Regions from separate parts of the Homo sapiens genome. Here region 2 is linked to region 1. Evidence: chromatin contacts called from ENCODE Hi-C or POLR2A ChIA-PET data. All regions are on one chromosome and are shown on one strand. Each heading gives the region's core, a stretch centred on a gene start or an enhancer-like site at or near the end of the contact. The rest is flanking DNA. Distances are from core to core; before and after follow the strand shown. Region 1 overlaps LOC107984676 (a long non-coding RNA gene). Region 2 has its middle 24 kb from the start of MIR5580.

Region 1 (5,262 bases), core at 1,995-4,494:
AAGAAGAGGATGGGACCCCCATGTCGGGGAGTACAGAGGAAAGGAGACTTCTGCCAAGGTTGTAAGGCATTTTGGACTAGATCATTCTCTGCTCTAGGGGCTGTCCTACGCATTGTAACGTGTTTAGCAGCATTGCTGTCCCCTACCCCTCAGGTGTCATTATCACCTCGATCCTCAACCCTCATCCCACTCCACCCCCTCACTGTGACAAACAAAATTGTCTCTAGACATTGCCAAATGTGCCCTGGTGGGACCAAATCACCCCACTGAGAACCACTGCTACCAGTATGGAGAGGTGCAGAGCCAATCAGAAGTCAGTATCATCTCTTCAGCATCATTTCTTTGGTGTCCTGTCCCCAGCCCAAGAGACTGTCTCATTCTCATTCAACATTTATTAAGCATCTACTTTATTTCAGGTTCTGGGCTGGGTGCTGGGAATTCTGAGTTGATAAAGAAAGACCGTATCCTTGCCTTCAGAGAAGCTACAATTTAGGAGAGACAGAAGAGTGAGAAATGCAACAGATAATCTTGCAAAGAGTGGGAACATAATGTAAACAAGGGGAAAACTGAAAATATTAACCATTGAACCTAAATGGACAGTGGCCAAAGTGCTCAAAAAGGGTTTAGGAAGCCTCCTGCTATTGCAGGTGATAACCCTTTAATTGCTGAATCATTGGGAGGTTCTGGAGGGAAGTCCCTGAGGCTGGCACTCCAGGGCCTGTGAAAATATTATATTATTTCACAACCTTTCTGGTTGTACTAGAAAATAGTCTGTAGATCCCACCCAAGCTAGCACAGAAGCAAAAACGAGATGAAAGTGGAAATAATGGCTTAGCGATAGAGATAATGCTTGGGCTGGGTCTCAAAGCGTAAGAGTTTATCTGGTGTACAAAAAGATGAAGGGGAGAGGAAACAGTATGCAGAGAAACATGGAGGTGATAATCACGAGAGAATGAAGAGACACTCTAAGAGAGCTGGTGTGCCAAGAGCTTAGACTACAGGGCATGGGGAGGGAAAAGATGGGTCTAGGGAGGTAGACTAAGCATGGAAAGTCTTGAATGGACTTTATCCTCTAGGTGATGAAAACTGCTGGACAGTTTTAAACAAAAGAGGAACAAGATTATTATGGCAGGAGTTTGGCAAATAGACTTAAAAAGTAAGGAGGGATTGGATAAGTACAGAGAAGAGGGATCTATTAGAAGCTAGGGACTAAGCACAGAAAAGACATTAGAAGGTAAAATCAGCCGGCCTCCCTGAGTCATGCCTGTAATCGCAGCACTTTGGGAGGCCACAGGTCACCTGAGGTCAGGAGCTCGAGACCAGCCTGACCAACATAGAGAAACCCCTTCTCTACTAAAAACACAAAATTAGCTGGGCGTGGTGGTGAATGCCTGTAATCCCAGCTACTCGGGAGGCTGAGGCAGGAGAATCGCTTGAACCCAGGAGGCGGAGGTTGCTGTGAGCCGAGATTGTGCCATTGCACTCCAGCCTGGGTAAAAAGAGCAAAACTCTGTCTCAAAAAAAAAAAAAAAAAAAAAAAAAAAAAAAAGGTAAAATCAACAGGAACGGGTGTTCAGTTCAATGTAGGAGGCATTACAGAAAGAAGAAAACAAACCTTAACAAAGGATTCCTTACACTGGCCTCATTGTGCTACTTCAGACAGTGATGAATTTATAACTGCCAAATTGAGACACACACAAAACCACCATATCTACATCAAATGTACTATGATTACACTTGGAGGTTTGAGCTTAATAAGAAAATACTGGCTGTCCATCCCATTACTGGGCGTATACCCAAAGGATTATAAATCATGCTGCTATAAAGACACATGCACACGTATGTTTATTGTGGCACTATTCACAATAGCAAAGACTTGGAACCAACCCAAATGTCCATCAATGATAGACTGGATTAAGAAAATGTGGCACATATACACCATGGAATACTATGCAGCCATAAAAAGGATGAGTTCATGTCCTTTGTAGGGACATGGATGAAGCTAGAAACCATCATTCTGAGCAAACTGTCACAAGGACAGAAAACCAAACACCGCATGTTCTCACTCATAGGTGGGAATTGAACAGTGAGAACACATGGACACAGGGTGGGGAACATCACACACCAGGGCCTGTTGTGCGGTGGGGGGAGGGGGGAGGGACAGCATTAGGAGATATACGTAATGTAAATGATGAGTTAACGGGTGCAGCACACCAACATGGCACATGTATATATACGTAACAAACCTGCACATTGTGCACATGTACCCTAGAACTTAAAGTATAATAATAATTTAAAAAAAAAGAAAAGAAAGTATTGGCTGTCATTAAAAAAACATATTATTTTTTTCAAAAACGAAAACCTTTGCGAACACATTCTAATTTATACCAAAGAACTAAAGTGCCAGGAAGACATAGGGACAATTCAAATTTGAGTTTGTGATGAGTGGCTATGATCAAATTTTGCATTATTCCTTAGATTTAATTTATCATCTCTGTAAGCAACAATCTTCAGGGCAAGGGAGAGCTTTTAGAGCCTTTGTTACAGTCAAATTTATCTAAAAGACAGAACTTTTCATCAAGGGAATTAAAGACAGCACGGCTTCTTCCATACACTTGGGTTAAGTTGGTTTTTTTTTTCTTTTCTTTCAAATATCAATAGCTTAAGACAGAAACAGCATATGGGAAACCCAGAAAACCATTTACACTCAGCAGATATGTCCAGCTGGACTTCACCCCAGCAGAGGTTAAACATTAACAGGTGCAAGGAGAGACTTTTGTGAAAATACTGTTTCATATGACTTCATCTCATAAACAGTTAATGTTCGTGGATATTTTATACCCCCTTAGGCAACAATTTCTTTTTCCTCCCCTGTTCACTTCAGCAGTCCTGTTTTCTCCACCCTGGCTTCCCTATTTCATCCCCCATCACATCCCAAGAAATGAATTCTCCTATCTTCCTCCTCTTTTGGCATGCCCCATTAAACTTGGAGCAGTCTTAGGTGATTTTGCTTCCTGCTTGAGAAAGGGATGTCATCATGGTGTATCTGAATCTGGAACTGGCAAATATATGCTCCATATAGACCCATCACTCCTTGTCGATGACATTGATAAGAAATTGTAGCACTTTTCTCCCCTGATTCTAGGTGTGCCTCCAAATTTTTCTCAATTCAGTATCCTAAGCAATCACTACCATTTGGTAGGAGCAGGTGCTTGGGGTGCAGGCTAATTGCCATCCCTATCTGAGATCCTGGTCATGTGCTTCCCTCTTCTGTAGGTGGAGTTCTACTTTTACAGCTCTTAGCATCAGTGTTTCAGGATATAATAGGTGGTGTGTGTGTGTGTGTGTGTGTGTGTGTGTGTTTAAAAAAAAAAAGTAACCCCCTTTTCTAAAACTCAACTACAACCTTCTTAACAAACCAGCTCAAAATATGCCAACCACCTACTTATACTAACTTTTTTTTCCTTCCTCTCCCATTTTGTCTCCAATTTCTTCCTCCCCACCACCCCATCTTTCCCTCAGTAATGGTGGTGGTCGTAGCTCCAAAAGGGAGACCATTCTAAGAACCTAATGAATCTGAGAATGTGAAGGTTTATAGGAACTTCCTAAATTAAAATGTGGGCATTGCTTCACCCCAGAATGTCCTTGTATCCTTTCTGAAAGACAGTGCAAGCAGAATGCATCTCACCTGTTCCATGCAGCTCCATTCATTTGGGGTCCTCTTCTGCTACCTGGGGAACCTGGCAAAGTGTACTTGTATTGTGTACATGGGGCCTCTGGGCTTGTCTCACAGGCCATGGTGGGAGGTAGAGGAAGTGGAAGGGAAAATATTCCTACCCAAGATCTGGCTACTGACCTCTTCTAGAGTCTGTTGTACCCAAGCTGTACAACAGAGTATGAGAGAAAGAGAAAGAAGTGAGGAAAGTGGTGGGAAAGGGAGGTGGTGGGCAGAGTAGAGAGGAGGCAAGGAAGGTTGGGGAGGAAGGAGAAGAGAAAAAGAGGAGGAGGGAAGGGGAAGAAGAAAAGGAAAGAACACAAGGTGTTGCATATGGATTTTCTCCTGTAATTTTCACAGCAAGCCTGGGAAATATACATAACCATTATTGCTGTTCCTTTTCTCTTCAGATGAGGAAACTGAAGCTTAGAAAGTTTAAGAAACTGGCTTAAGATCTCATAGGTAGTAATTCGTGATGCAAGAATTTCATCCCATGTAGTCTGAATCCAGAGCCTGCTATTCCTGCAAGGAGTAAAAGAAGAACATACAAACTAAAGATGGTAAAATGGGCTTTCTAAAGAAGTTTGAGCATCTTTGGAAATAGGGAAACAGAATTAATGCTGTGTTTTAAAAAAAGTAGACCAAAGCTACAGGGACTTTGGAGATCCTCTAGTCTAAGTGGATTATTTTCAGAAGATGAAACTGAGGCTAACAGAAGCTAGGGAGGACCCTCTCTCCTCCCAACTCCAAGTCCTGGCTTCATAAACAGGCCTTTAAAAAGCGAAGTTATTGCCGTCAAGAACTGCTTAGATTTAGTTGGGAGAAGAGAGCAGGAAGGGAGAAGGGTTGGAACTGGCTAATTGTCAGTTGTTACCCACACTGGGTTAATTTCAAGTCTAATGGTACCTGAAGTCAGTTCCTCCTCTCCCTCCTGGGTGGGGGTCAGACAGAGACTCACTTAGTGAATGCCCGGGGGTCCATTCAGTGATGGTGGTTGAGACAATGCTGGCTGGTGCAGATTGCTTGTTTTGGAACCAGCATTCCAGGGCAGGCATTCCACACAAGTGGCCACAGCATTCTGCATTCTTGGAAGGGACCACTACATCCCAGGAATGGATGGCTTTGTTATGTCTTATCTCCTAATCTGCAGTTGGAGATTTTCCTTCCTTTTGCAGGTGCTCTCATTTCCTTCATTATTTGTTTATTAGAAAATCTTGTGGCCTTCCAAAGTTATTCTTATGCTAAGGAAGGTCGAATGTGATAACATATTTGTGTTGGCCAAGAGTGAGGACATAGCAAACACTGAGAGTCACATAATCATGAGTATAACTGAAAGTGGTGCTTCACTATAAACAAAAGTTCCCTGCCCCCAACAGTGGGGGTCATTAAAGTTTCAAAAGTAGAGAGAGAAGGCAAGAGGTTGCTCCTTCGTCTGCTGGTGCTACAAATCTAGTTGCTTGAGCTCTGTGGAAGTTGTGGCTGGAACTATTTTTAAGATTTAATTCAGGGGCTACAGAGTTCAGAGAGCATTGCCAAAAGAATGCCTG
Region 2 (5,262 bases), core at 1,857-4,356, 36 kb after region 1:
AGGCAAAATGATATTCATAAATACTAAATATTAGCTGATTTTCTTTTCAATTTCATGCCTTTATTTTGGCATTTTATATTGAATTACATAAACTGAGAAGCAGGAAATATGACCACCATGTATCTGATTATTCTTTCTTAAATTACATAAGGGCTAACCTCAGGGATTAAAAACAGCTCCAAAGGACTCATAAGTCATCATACATTATTAACAGGAAATATTATTTGCAAGGCATCTTAATATCCTATAACATAGCCTAATATTTTTATTAGCTATGTTTCACAAACACTCTCGGGGGTGGTATCATAGATTTGTCACCATCTTACCACTTAGGAAACAGGCGAAGATTGAACACATGCCTTGCACAGGAAACTTCCCATAATTAGAAGTCATGGTTTCTAAATTACCAATCTCTCCTATGAATCACATCTTCCATACAAAAGAAATTGTCCAAACGTGCATCCATAGGCATCTATGCCTATGGTGCATGGTTTTAGAGATTCTGTAAATGTTAGAAACAGTTTTAGCCTATAAAATGGCATCAGCTCCAAAGTTCTCTCCTGATGCTTTGAAGCTAGGCTGTGCATATGCTAGAAATTGTCTTTTGAAAAAATACTTTTTATCAGAAGAGACTTTATTAATCCGTATCACTATTTAAATTGCTAAGAGGTGATTTGTTACCTCTGTCCAGAGCTAAGCAAAGGCCAGATGATGAAGAGCCCTGAATGCCGTGCTGGGGAGTCTGGACCTTATTCGAACAACTAAGGAGGGCCCGGGATGGGAGGGAAAGAAATGCTCAGATTTACATTTGGGAAAACTCATTCTAACGTCATGAGGAAAGATGGTCTGGAAAAAGGTAATACCATGTGCAGGAAGATAAACTAGGGGAGCAGAGCGATTGTGAAGGGTTATGTTGGCTTGAATTAAGAAGGAGGCAGTGAAGGTGGAGCCGGAAAAAAGAATCTAAGAGGTGTTGAGTAGATAAAATCAGTGGGCTAAAAGGAAGCCAGAGGGGATAGAATCCAGAGCCCAGGAGTAGGGATTGACCTTATGTACAAGGAGGAATATCTTTACTTTTTGTTTTTTTGAGACAGGGTCTCACTCTGTTGCCCAGGTTTGAGTGCAGTGGCACAATCTCGGCTCACTGCAACCTCTGCCTCCCTGGTTTCAGTGATTCTTGTACTTCAGCCTCCCGAGTAGCTGGGGTTACAGGCGTGAGCCACCACGCCCAGCCCATCTTTTTAATCATGATAGGGAAAAAGGAGAAGAACAAATATTTGTTGAAGAATGAAAAAGGAGCATGCCAAAGCCATCAGTGGTCAGTAGAAAGTGAGAGAAGAGTGATCAGAAGACGGAGGTCAGTAGAAAACAGCGACGGATAGAGATGACCTCAGAGGAACGGGGCTTTTCACGACTGTGTAAGGACAAGTGGGAAGTGAACAGAAACCTGGGCAAGCAGCCTGCATTGGGAAGGCCCCCAGCAGAAGGAAGCCTGGGGAGCAGCCAGGTTTGAGTTAAAGCAGGAAACAGAGGGAATGCTCTGACAACCTGGGGATGCATTTGCCATAGAACAAAGTTTTGCTCTGCTAATTCTGCAGCTCCTATCAAAATGACTCTGAAGTCTAATTCTGATCTCACATGTTCACTTGTAGCTTTCCTTTCCAAGAAAGTGTCAGCTATAAATTAAATAGGCAATGTTTTCTAGTTGTACTCACCGTAAAACATATTAAAATACTTGGCCATGGGGAATGGAACACCAGGCTACTCTTAACCCAAAGGTGGCAACCTCAATTCCAAGATCTGTGTACTCTGGGATATGCAGTCCCCATGCATTGATCACTAGGCATGACGAGTGGTCTCAAAAGTCTTCTAAAGTCACCCAAAATACAACAAATTTCAGACGTAAGGGTGTGCACAAGCACACACACATGCACACACAAGGAATAGTGTTATTCAGGCCAGAAATAAAACATGTTTTTAAAGACTATGAAAATACTAACTACGTACCCTTGTGACACTATTAAATGCTTTGTATTTGAAGTATAAATATAGACCAATAATATATTATCTTCTTAGGAAAATTTTATAATGTAGCATACATAAAGTGAACATTAAAAGTTCTAAATTTGTTTCAAATATCATGTATGTCCAACAATCTCCCCAGGTTAACTTATAATGACCATGAGACAATAGGATGCCAAGGACTCTGTAGAGAAACCTATGGCACTCCACTCAGAAAAATATAAATTATGTGTTTTTTCCATACCACAAAAGCCACAAAAGGTCATCAATCCAACCAAAGTATTCAAATAAAGGTTCTGCCAGGCCACTGAGTCCATTATGGCAAACTGGGCAGGTGGCTTCAGCAGAAACCCTTCCATCTGAAAACTTTCCCTTAATATTTATCTCCTTTCACTTAATCTCACCAACCCCAATTTCTCTGAGCCAAAACCTACATAGCCAGGAGATGCTATTTGTAGAAATTTTTTCAAACCTTAATCTCTATCCAAGATGAAATTGTAATGGTATAAATGTTCTTTCACCATTATATATATACACACACACACACATATATATATAGATATGTATCTAGATACATACATACATACATATCTATCTATATATCTTCCCTAACTCTTCTGTCCACATTTTTGTGCTCTGGAAGGCTTCCTATCTCAGGACACATAGCTTACATACCTAGGGCCAGATACAGAAGCTCAGCCATTGTGCAGGAGAAACTGTGTAAGGCCATGTCGTCTTATTTGTTTTCCCTGGCCAGCTTCCCCAGAGTACCTGTCTAGAGGGAAAATGCATACATCTCATATACAAAATGCAATAACAACCCCTAGAATTTTACTTTCTTTTTCAATTATTTTCTAATCTTGAAGAGCAAATTCAAGATAAATATGACAATGGTGTCCCTTCTCAAAATCAGTTCACAAGCACAAATAAGCTTTTTTCTGAGGTCTTAGAGAAAACTCCAGTGCTTCTCCACAAAGAAAAGGAAACAAATTCCATGCAGCCACGTGATTATAAAAGGAAGTTTTACTCATGTCCTTCTCTATGTAGATTTACGAGGGTTTCTGCTGACACGAAGTATGTTCTCTACTGAATTCCTCAAGTGAAGCAAAACCACACGTATCTGGTTCTAAAGCAACATATTGAGTCACTAGTTTACATAGCAAATGTGAAATAGTCATTTGGAAGCCTGAGGCATACCTGTGAAGTGGATTGAACCATAAGAATTGCCTGGGAAAAGAAAAGAATAAAAAAAAAATGCAAAAAAACAACAACAAAAAAAACTACATTTAAAAAATCACCAGTCTAAAATTCAGCTTAGCTTACAAATCACCTCAACTACTTACTCATAGGTAGGTGCCAGCAGAATGCACACTGGACAGAAAGCAGGGAATCTGGGTGCATGTATTTGCCTAATGAATGAACTCTTGCAGCTGTTGCAGAATGGACACTTGATGCAATCGTTAATTCTCCCTTAGATTCTAATGGTGGCTATTCTGACGTTGTTTGCCAAGGCGTTGTGTTTCTTTTAGTGTTTGGACCTAATAGTCGTCGTGGTCTGGTCTCTTTCTGTTGCTGTCCTGGAATCGGTCATCAAACTTTCAGCAGTGCTACTTCTGTAATCTTACCCTCAAGTCCATTTTTTCTTGCATTCCCATTGCAACAACCCAAGCTCTGGCTCTCATTATCATTCCCAAAGGTTACTGCAATCTTCCTAGCTAGTTTTTTGGTGCCAAAGCTTTCATTGCACACCAAGGCCAGATCAGTTTTCTCAGAACACTGCTTGGATCATGGCTGGAAATTTCAAGTTTAAACTCCATAGGTTCTCCCTGCTCTGCTCTTCCTTCTTCTATTTCTCAAGAACATATATGACCTCCCCAGTAAATGCCTTACCCTCAAGCCGATTGGATCATTGGTTATTCCTCAAGCTTACTCTATTTATTCTACCTTTATGCCTTTGCTCCTGTTTTTCCCACTGCCTAGAATGCCACTTCCCATCCATGGAAAACTGCACCATCTGTGAACTGCCAACACAAATATCACTTTCTGTGTAAAATTGTCAATTAAAAAACCAGGGCCCAGCTCAGTGGCTCATGCCTGTAACTCCAGCACTTTGGGAGGCCAAGGCAGCAGGACTGCTTGAGGCCAAAAGTTTGAGACCAGCCTAGAGACCCTGACACCACACACACACACACACACACACAAATTAGGCAGCATAGCAACTCACAACTGTAATCTCATCATTTTGGGAGACTGAGGTGGGAGGATGACTTGAGCCCAGGAGTTCAAGACCAGCCTGGGCAACAGGGCAAAACCTTGTCTCTACAAAAATATAAAAATTAGCCAGGCATGGTGGTATGCACCTATAGTTCCAGCTACTAGGGACGCTGAGGTAGGAGGATCACCTGAGTCCAGGAGGTCAAAGCTGCAGTGAGCCATGATAGTGTCACTGCTCTCCAGCTTGAGTGAAAGAGTGAGACTCTGTCTCAAAAATTATTATTAAATTAAATTAAATTAATAAATTAGCCTGGCATGGTGGCATACACGTGTAGACCTAGCCACTTGGGAAGTGGAGGTGGAAGAATCGCTTGAGTCCAAGAGTTTGAGGCTGTAGTGAACTATGATCATGCCATTGCATTCCAGCCTGGGTGACAGAGGAGCTGTCTGTAAAAACAAAAAAACAGGATAATTTCTCTCTCTCTCTTTCTTTCAATATCCACTGTGCTTTGTTCAAGCTTCCACTTGTGATGTTTCAAAATACTTTCTGATATTTGTTTTTTAACTCCCATCTTATTTATGCATTCAATACATGTACATTGAAAGCTTACCAAATTTAAGGCACCGTGCTAAAAGTTGGAAGCACAGGGGAAAATAAGCAGGAATGTAGTCCCTGCTTTCATGGAGGTGTAGTCTCACAGAGAAACAGTTATTGCATAAACAATTGCAGAATAATAATGAATTATTTACATAATGAATAACAAGAGAAATTAGGACTACAGTTTCAGGCTACATAATAGGGGCCCTCAACCACAATAGGGGAGCATCAGGCAAAGTGTCCCAGAAAAAGTGATGCTTAGGCTGAGATAAAAGGGATTTGCAAGAAGTATCCCAAACAAAAATTTGATCAAGGGTGTACCAGGCCAAGGAAATTGCCTGTACAAAGTCTCTGAAACCAGAAGGACCCTAAAGAAGCCCAGTGAGATTTGGCCATAGAAGAAAGTGGAAGAAAAAAATACTGCTTAG

What was found. A loop is a pair of places that touch in the nucleus more often than their neighbours do. ChIA-PET counts read pairs that join two places held with the same protein, here RNA polymerase II (POLR2A). Pooled maps may share reads with other maps.
Region 2: a map of endothelial cell of umbilical vein shows a loop between it and region 1 (2.8-fold over the local background). The contact joins two enhancer-like sites. A Hi-C loop is called at or near these places in 4 of 168 maps with a recorded cell type or tissue (Caco-2, astrocyte of the cerebellum, endothelial cell of umbilical vein and 1 more) and 5 of 50 pooled maps. POLR2A ChIA-PET finds 5 or more read pairs at or near these places in 4 of 52 experiments (AG04450, PC-9, activated CD4-positive, alpha-beta T cell and 1 more).

The regions. Positions count from the first base shown.
Region 1 is chr14:53,885,952-53,891,213 of GRCh38, forward strand. All of the region lies in intron 2 of LOC107984676 (a long non-coding RNA gene), which reads right to left. Among named protein-coding and RNA genes, the nearest start is that of LINC02331, 38 kb to the left of the region's middle. Within about 2 kb of position 3,245, at least 5 of the 41 ENCODE cell types and tissues checked have a DNase peak (open chromatin) inside an H3K27ac peak, as active enhancers do; they include endothelial cell of umbilical vein, where a contact is called at or near this core.
Region 2 is chr14:53,921,850-53,927,111 of GRCh38, forward strand. No RefSeq gene overlaps it. Among named protein-coding and RNA genes, the nearest start is that of MIR5580, 24 kb to the right of the region's middle. Within about 2 kb of position 3,107, at least 2 of the 41 ENCODE cell types and tissues checked have a DNase peak (open chromatin) inside an H3K27ac peak, as active enhancers do; they include endothelial cell of umbilical vein, where a contact is called at or near this core.